Regions from separate parts of the Homo sapiens genome. Here region 2 is linked to region 1. The links are chromatin contacts, found by Hi-C or POLR2A ChIA-PET in ENCODE. All regions are on one chromosome and are shown on one strand. The core of a region is the stretch at or near the end of the contact, and the rest is flanking DNA. Distances in the headings are between cores, read along the strand shown. Region 1 overlaps RCC1L (RCC1 like). Region 2 overlaps HIP1 (huntingtin interacting protein 1).

Region 1 (4,215 bases), core at 1,536-4,035:
AAACATCCTGCTTTCTTTTAAATTCATTGTGAAGCATTCCCCCACATGGGCTTCTGTAAACAGCTTCTAGCGTGCCAACTTCATCCAATATCTCCCCCTCTCCGGAGCCTCATGGCACCCTACCAGAGCCTTTGCACCATCGTGCCTCTGTTTCCCCGATCCACCCCAAGGATGGCCTCCGACAGGGCTTCTTATAGGACTGGATGCTTGAGTGGGCTACTCCCTCCAACCTCCCAGTCAGTGGGCCGGGATGGGTTGACCCAGCTCCTGCACCCCAAGAAGCCTGGTGTCACTCCCCCACGCATCACACCATGCAGATGCACCACGGGTATCTCATGGGTGTCACCACAGAGTGTGCAATGACATAGCATGCCGCGCTGCAGGAGTGCAGCCAGGACCCGGAAGGGGGAGCAGGTCCCATGGCCCTCGTCCTGGCCCATCTGCACGCGAGGTGTCTGCAGTGACGTCAGGTGACTCTACTCTTAGCATCCATTCTCAAGACCTCCCCGGCCAGCCTTACCCTCCATGGGAAATACTGGTCCTCCAGGCGACCGATTCCCAGGCACCCTCGGATGTTCTTGCCCCATACAAACAGCTCTCCTTTGTCTGCAAAGGGAGGAAAACAGGGGTTGGTTGGGACTGTGTGAAGAACAAGTCTCCAAGGAGAGGATGGGTCATGAGAACAGGCTTTCTAGAACCAGATACCTACAGAGCCCACTGTTCAGCTTTTACCAGGCGTTCATGCTTTCTTTGAAGGCAAAAGTAAGGGTCTGAGATGCTGTCCCCATATCGAAAACACATCCACGGCCAGGACTTCTGCTGCATCCACCCACGTGGGAGATGAGCACTCAAATGAAGATGGGGCAGGGGGCAGTGCACGGGGCTGGGGGTGATGCATGGAGCTGGGGTCTGGGGGTGGTGCACGGGGCTGGGGGTGGTGCATGGAGCTGGGGTCTGGGGGTGGTGGACAGGGCTGGGGGTGGTGCATGGAGCTGGGGTCTGGGGGTGGTGGACAGGGCTGGGGGTAGTGCATGGAGTTGGGGTCTGGGGGTGGTGGACAGGTCTGGGGGTGGTGCATGGAGCTGGGGTCTGGGGGTGGTGCACGGGGCTGGAGGTCACTGATGCACACGGCCCACTCTGCTCACCCCTTGTGCCCCGCCCACAATCGTGTGCCACCAAACTCTGCCTTCCACAAATCCTGGCGACACCCTGGGCTTCCTGATTTGACAGTGAAAAGTAAGACAATTTGTCATTCCTGGATTGATTGTCCATATCTTGGGAGCATTCAGCCACAGGGCATCTAATGACCAAGTGCCTGCTTGTGCTGGGTCTAGGTCTGTGTTCCAGGAGCTGGGGACTGGCCAGAGACGGAACAGACAGATGATTTTAATATATGTTTACAAACTGTAAAAACTGTCATGAAGAAAAAGTACAAGATGCTGTTTAAGAGGTCAACCCAGGAGATGGCCTCTCCTAGCCCGGCCTTCAGGTGGGACTCTGTCTGCACCAGCTGGGGCACTCCTGGGCCCATGTCACCATCAGCTGTTGGGCAAAAGGCTTGGGTCATGGGAGGCAGAGGAAGTGACATGGAAAAGCCAGGACTACAAGACCTGGGGCTGATGAAGTACGGAATAATTACAAGCTGTCTTAGGCCCCTGATCTAAGCATGCCCCTTGTTCTCCACACTCAGACCTTAGATAGTTTTTGTGTGTGTGTGTTTGTTTGCTTTTGAGACAGGGTCTCACTCTGCTGCCCAGGCTGCGACGCAGTGGCACAAACATAGCTCACTGCAGCCTTGAACTCTCAAACTCAAGCAGTCCTTCCACCTCAGCCTCCAGAGTAGCTGGGACTACAGGCGCACACCACCACACCCAGCTAATTTCTGTATTTTTTGTAGAAAAGGGATCTCACTATGTTGCCTAGGCTAGTCTCGAACTCCTGGGCTTTGAGGGATCCTCTCATCTTGGCCTCCCAAAGTGCTGGGATTACAAGCATGAGCCACTGCACCCAGCTAGCCCTTAGGTGTTTAATAGAACAATTCGGCCTGGCTCCCCAAAATGCTAGCAGACCACAGGATAAACCAACCAACTCTAATTCCCAGATGGCTATCTGCAAATGCCAGGCACACAGGCAGGAAGACAGCTAGGCTCTGTCTACCAACAGGCAGTAACTCACCCTTAGAAGGAGGCCTGTTAAGTCTCGGGGAGAAATCCAGAAAGGAATTTCATTTCGCTGTGACCTGAAATGGCTACATGGCATGAGGGCAAATAGAAAAGCCTCTGCTCTAGTCAAATGCTTCACACAGATTTCTAAACATGTGTCTCTGCCCATAGTTGAGGCCTTAAGAACTTTCTGGAAAGTAGATATTTGTTTCCCCCAAAATTAGTCCATACGACTCTTATTTATCAAATCAAAATAGCTTTAAGAATTCATGACACTGAATTAGCCGGGCGTGGTGGTGTGTGCCTGTAATCCCAGCTACTTGGGAGGCTGAGGCAGGAGAATCGTTTGAACTCGGGAGGCGGAGGTTGCAGTGAGCCAAGATCGCGCCATTGCACTCCAGCCTGGGCAACAAGAGTGAGACTCCAACTCAAAAAAAAAGAATTCATGAGACCTACACTCAGCTGCAAATGCAAGTGGCCACTCTGGCTGGGCAGTGGCCAGGAATTCTCTGGCTTAGTCATGACCACTGCCACTTCAGTGCTTCAGCCTAGAGCCAGATAAAACTCCAGCTGGCAGCCATAACAACCCAGGCCTGCCTGTTTGACGGCCTCTGGAGCCTGGAATTCAGACAATAAGTGAATAGCAGTTAGGACCCTGGTACAGAGGGTGAGCATCTGGGACAGGCCCCACGTGGGAATGAGGCCAGAGAACTCAACCAAAGATGACACCAACTGACTGTCCCGGCCTGGATGTTTAAAAAGAAAACAATTACTTGCCATGAGATGAAAAGATTCTTTTAATTGCAAGGAAATAACTAATTTACTTGAGAATCACAGAATGAAATTAATTCAGGACAGTTTTACTATTCGAGTCAACTAAAGAGCAGCAAATTGAACCCACGGTAACTGTGGTGGAGTAAGAGATGTAACCAAGAAAAGGACACATTCCTTACCCTTACCCTGCAGGGTAAGCGGATATTCTGTGGCTTTGTAATCTGGCAGGCCTTTGGGAAAAACCTCCATTTTGCTCTCCCCTTTCATCATTCTCTACCCCGGCACTTTGGAGAAATCGGTAGATTTACCTCCGTGAAACCACGGGACAGTCTGACAAATCGGCCTTTTGCCATCCCATATCCTGGGTCAGATCAGGGTCTGGGCTCGGCCAGGGAATGGGATTAAGCCCCACACATTCACTTCCTAATCACCCACCCATGGATCCGCCAAGCCTCTGCTGGTTTCCTCCAGCACCCGACGTACTAGCAATGCCCCTTCCTACCACCGACGGGTGCTCTCTTGAGAAAATGCACGTTCACGTTAGCCTACCCACAAACCAAACGAACCAAAATTAAAACTCCAGGGGGGGAAAACAAGACATTATACAACCTCGAGGCAAACAACTTCTGGCTTAGCCCTTGCTTGAGTTATCAGTACAAAGGCGCCGTTCTGTTGGATGGGTGGAACCTGAGAGCTGCCCGCAGTTTGGGGTTGAACTGGAGACAGAGAACCTCTGCTGGGCTCACACCAGGGCCACCGGGCTTGGTAACTTACTGGTCAGTGCAGCAAAGTGGCTGAGTCCACATCGGATGCGGGAAACCTGGATTTCTGGGTTGAACTCCGTCAAGCCAAAGAGAGTGGGTGGAATCATTTCAGGGACGGCACTTTCCACTAGGTTTGGACCTTTCCCAAGAATTCCATAGCCCCAGACAAAAACATGTCCTTCTCCTACATTACAGTAAAAACAAGGGTCAGTAAGTCCATCCAAGTAAGAACCTCCCTCACCAGAAACTCAAACTACACCACCAAGGTTTATGACATCCACACGGTTTTTTTTTGTTTTTTTTTTGTTTTGTTTTTTTCCTCCTTGCTTGGCAAGAACATGCAGACAGAGATTTAGAATAATAATTCTCTCTCCCCTGCTTAAATTCTTGCTGGGGGAGTCTGTCTCGCCAGCTCTCCTGGCTCAGAACACAAACTTCCCACATCTTGAGGGTTAGTAACCTGGAAGGGACGAGCGTATAAATCATCCAGAAAACCCATACGAATACCAGAGAAT
Region 2 (4,547 bases), core at 129-2,628, 600 kb after region 1:
GGCAACATAGTGAGACCTGGTCTCACTGGGACTACAGGTGCATGCCACCATGACTGGCTATTTTTTATTTTTTTCTTAGAGATGGGGTCTCACTGAGTTGTCCAGGCTAGGAACTTTTTTTTTTTTAAGACAGAGTTTTGCTCTTGTTACCCAGGCTGGAGTGCAATGGCATGATTCCGGCTCACCGCAAACTCCGCCTCCCGGGTTCAAGCAATTCTCCTGCCTCATCCTCCCGAGTAGCTGGGATTATAGGCATATGCCACCACACCCAGCTAATTTTGTATTTTTAGTAGAGACGGGGTTTCTCCATGTTGGTCAGGCTAGTCTCAAACTCCCGACCTCAGATGATCAGCCTGCCTTGGCCTCCCAAAGTGCTGGGATTACAGGCGTGAGCCACTGCAGCTGGTCTGGAACATTTTTAAATGAAATCATAGCAAAGCACTTTTCCAATGCTCCTCGCCCTTTGAGTGAACCTAAATTACTATTAGCAGTAGTAGCAGCAATGACCCTGAACACTATTTTCCAAGCACCCACTATGCACAGCCATACCTACCTCTGAATCTGAGAGGGCAAAAATAAAGGAGCCAGACAGAGGGTGGAGGAAAACAGAGGTTGTTATTGCCAGCTGCGGTTCTTCACCCCAGCTGCACACTCCAATTACCTGGGAAGCCTGGGCCCCGCCCCAGGGATTCTGATGTAATGGGTCTGGGATCAGCCTGGGCATCAGAACTTTAAACCTCCCCCAGGAGGCTGTGATGTGTAGCCAAGACTATGAACAACTGAACAACCACAGCCAGGACTCAGGAACCCCCGGCCTGGTCTTGGCTGAAGCTGAGGGCTGCAGGAAGCAAGGAAGTGTGGCACTTCCCTTACTGCTTCTCCTACACGGGGAATTTCCAAGCTCCCACCTGGAATTTTCCATCCCTTGGCCAAAAGTTCAGCATAGGCGGAGACCTCTGAACGCTTTGCCTCTGATATTAATAGACCTGTTTTTCCTCCTGACACTGCTGTTCCCCCCATATTAAACACAGGTGTCCATGGTCCCTTTCCACAGATTTGACATCACAGGGGAAAGGGTGACTTCAAGCGTGGCTGAGCTATATGGAGATGCCAGGTGCACCCCCAGAGCCTAACCATTCTGCAAGATAGACCCCCTAAGAAAAACACCTGGCTTGGTCTTAGGATCTCATGATTAGCTGGCGGGTTCTGGGAAGCAAAGATCTGCCGAATTTCTAAAGCCTCTCCAGGCAGGCTGCGGGAGGCCAGCAGGGGTCAGAGGGCCTTTTAGAGGCACCAGGACAGACGGGAGCCACTCAGCCAAGTCCCTGAGTCAGCAAACAGCCTGGAAACCTCGCCTCAAGGGTGCCCCAGGCTGCCAGAGCTCTCTGCCCCTGCCCGCCAGCTCCTCCCTGTAAGTGGTAATTTGGAGCACCCTTAATGGCCCAGTTCAGGAGCTGCCAGCCTTGTACTGGGGAGAGGTTTTTCCACTGCTTCTCCGCTGGAGGACAAGTCCAGGGATGTGTCTCTGCCCAGTTATCTTTTTTTTTTTTTTTTTGAGACAGAGTCTCCCTCTGTCACCCAGGCTGGAGTGCAATGGTGCGATCTTGGCTCATTGAAACCTCTACCTCCTGGGTTCAAGGGATTTTCCTGTTTTAGCCTCCCAAGTTGCTGGAATTACAGGTGCACACCACCACGCCCATCTAATTTGTGTATTTTTAGTAGAGACGGGGTTTCGCCATGTTGGCCAGACTGGTTTCAAACTCCTCGGCCTCCCAAGGTGCTGGGATTACAGGCGTGAGCCACCATACCCGGCTCTGCCCAGTTATCTCCAAAGCAGTGTCCCAGAAGCATGGACCAGGCTGAGGGCAGGAAGTACCAGCTCAGAGTCGCCTGTAGTGGCTCAGAGCTGGTGTCCCCGCCCTGGGGAGGGTGGCAGCCAAGCTAATTCCATGTTATCACGGCTTACAGGAAGCCAGCTTGGCCCGGCTGTGAGCCAGCAGCAATTTACTGGCCTTGGGGGCAGAGTGAGGGAGAAGAGGGAAGAGAAAGGAAAACACAGCCCTCTCCCCACCACACAAAAAAACTGATTCTGGGTTATTGTTAGGTGCTTATTCATCCCGCACATTTCTTTTTGAGAGCCACGACATGAGCTCTGCAACCAAAGCCATTTAGCAAGAGACAGCTGCCCACACAGGAGGAGGGAGGGGCATGGGGGGACTCAGTCCGCATGAAAACGGGGGAGGGTGAGAGGGTCTTCAAAGACCTGAGGCACAGTGGCTCACACCTGTAATCCCAGCACTTTGGGAGGCAGAGGCAGGCCGATCACGAGGTCAGGAGTTCGAGACCAGCCTGGTCAATATGGTGAAACCACCGTCTCTACTAAAAATACAAAAATTAGCCAGGCATGGTAGTGGGCACCTATAGTCCCAGCTACTCGGGAGGCTGAGGCAGAAGAATCGCTTGAACCCGGGAGGTGGAGGTTGCAGTGAGCCAAGATTGTGCCACTGCATTCCAGCCTGGGTTACAGAGTGAGACTCCATATCTCAAAAAAAAAAAAAAAAAAAAAAAAAAAAAAAGAAGGATTCTCCACACTGTAAAAACATCCCAAGATTCTAAAGCCAAAGTAGGGATGCTGAATGCAGAGTGGTTCTTACATCAGAACCCCAAGTTCAAGTCCTGCCTTCCTATCTGTGTAGCCTTGGGTGGGTCACTGTCAAATTCAGAGGAGGCCCTGGGCGGCAACCCTGGCTGCAACACTTATTCTACGTGTGGCCTTGGGCAAGTCACTCAACTTCTCTGTGCCTCAGTTTCTCTGTCTATAAAACAAGGCTAATCATAGCTACCTCTTGGGGTTGTTTTGACGCTAAGTTAATATTATGGAAAGTATTTAGAAAATTGCCTGCATACCTACTGTTATATAAAGGTTAGTGATTGTTTTTATTAAAGCACTGGGCATGGTGGTGGGCACCTGTAGTCCCAGCTACTCGGGAGGCTGAGGCAGGAGAATCGCTTGAACCCGTGAGGCGGAGGTTGCAGTGAGCTGAGATTGCGCCACTGCACTGCAGCCTGGGCGACAGAGCGAGACTCTGTCTCAAAGAAAAAAAAAAAGCACTATATGAGCCTGGTATGGTGGCTCACACCTGGAATCCTAGCAATTTGGGAGGCCAAGGCAGGTGGATCACCTGAGGTCAGGAGTTTGAGACCAGCCTGGCCAACATGGTGAAACCCCATCTCTATGAAAAATAACAAAAATTAGCTGGGCATGGTGGCGTGTACCTGTAATCCCAGCTACTCGGGAGGCTGAGGCAGGAGAATCACTTGAACCCAGTTGGTGGAGGTTGCAGTGAGCTGAGATTGCACCACTGCACTCCAGCCTGGGTGACAGAGCGAGACTGTCTCAAAAAAAAAAAAAAAACCACTATATGTATGTTAATTTTTTCATTGTTTTAAGTTTACATTTTCATTTTTTAAGAGATGGGGTGTTGCTCTGTCATCTGGAGTGCAGTGGTGCGATTATAACTCACTGCAGCCTCCAACTCCTGGGCTCAAACAATCCTCTCACCTCAGCCTCCTGAGTAGCTAGGACTACAGGTGCGTGCCACTGCTCCTAGCTAATTTTTAAATTTTTTGTAGAAATGGTGTCTCGTTTTTGTTGCCTGGGCTGGTCTTGAACTCCTGGGCTCAAGCAATCCTCCTGCCTTGGCCTCCCGAAGTGCTGGGACTACAGGCATGAGCCACCATGCCCAGCCACATGTTAATTATTACTGTTAGTGAAAAAAAAAAACTCGTTTATAATGCTATATTAGAGTATGGATAGAATGTGAAGATCAGAGCCACAGAAAGTCTGAAGTGGTGAAGAGGTAAAATAGAAAGTCATATTCACAATCGAACTCCTACCAGTGATGAGTGTGGAAGAGGCTTTATATCTTTTTAGATGAGAAAGCTAAAACTTACTTCTCCCCCTGTGAACAGGGCAATACCCACTCTTGAGGGTCATAAAGGGTTAATGCAAACAGAAGCTCCCAGCAAAGCTCACAGGAGGTGCTCCTGAGGTCAGCTGAGTGTGACAGTTAATTCCATGTGTCAACATGATTGGGCCACAGGGTGCCCAGATATTTGGCTAAACAATATATGTGGGTGTGTCAGTGAGGGTGTCTCTGAAAACTCTGGTAAATAACATATATGTTGGCTGCATTCATTAGGATATGTGATTTGGGTAATAAAGGTCTGGGAGAAAAAAAAAAACAAATTTGATCTCATTAAGCAGAGGAATTCCTATTCCTCCCCAGGCTGGGGGTCTGCTCTGGGAATCTCATTGGCAATGAAGCACTTGATGAGATGTGTCCACGACTGTCAGATATCACACACGTCAAGCCTTAGGCACACACTAGTTCTGTAATCTGAGGCATCTTACTCTCTGTGGACCTCAGTGTGTCTATTAATAAAATAGGTATAGACTAGGCATGGTGGCTTATACCTGTAATCCCAGCACTTTGGGAGGCTGAGGCGGGAGGATTGCTTAAGGCCAGGAGTTCGAGACCAGCCTG

The links. Hi-C counts contacts between places; a loop is a spot of excess contacts on that map. ChIA-PET counts read pairs that join two places held with the same protein, here RNA polymerase II (POLR2A). Pooled maps may share reads with other maps.
Region 2: a map with no recorded cell type shows a loop between it and region 1 (2.7-fold over the local background). The contact joins two enhancer-like sites. A Hi-C loop is called at or near these places in 1 of 168 maps with a recorded cell type or tissue (GM12878), 1 of 37 single-sample maps with no recorded cell type and 1 of 50 pooled maps. POLR2A ChIA-PET finds 5 or more read pairs at or near these places in 1 of 52 experiments (Caco-2).

Annotation. Positions count from the first base shown.
Region 1 is chr7:75,052,191-75,056,405 of GRCh38, forward strand. It overlaps RCC1L (RCC1 like), which reads right to left. Exons shown (of 11, transcript NM_030798.5): 9 at 3,711-3,884; 10 at 521-606. Among named protein-coding and RNA genes, the nearest start is that of RCC1L, 20 kb to the right of the region's middle. Within about 2 kb of position 2,786, at least 13 of the 41 ENCODE cell types and tissues checked have a DNase peak (open chromatin) inside an H3K27ac peak, as active enhancers do.
Region 2 is chr7:75,648,916-75,653,462 of GRCh38, forward strand. The region is part of intron 1 of HIP1 (huntingtin interacting protein 1); the gene reads right to left. Among named protein-coding and RNA genes, the nearest start is that of HIP1, 88 kb to the right of the region's middle. RefSeq lists a silencer at 3,916-4,210. Within about 2 kb of position 1,379, at least 16 of the 41 ENCODE cell types and tissues checked have a DNase peak (open chromatin) inside an H3K27ac peak, as active enhancers do.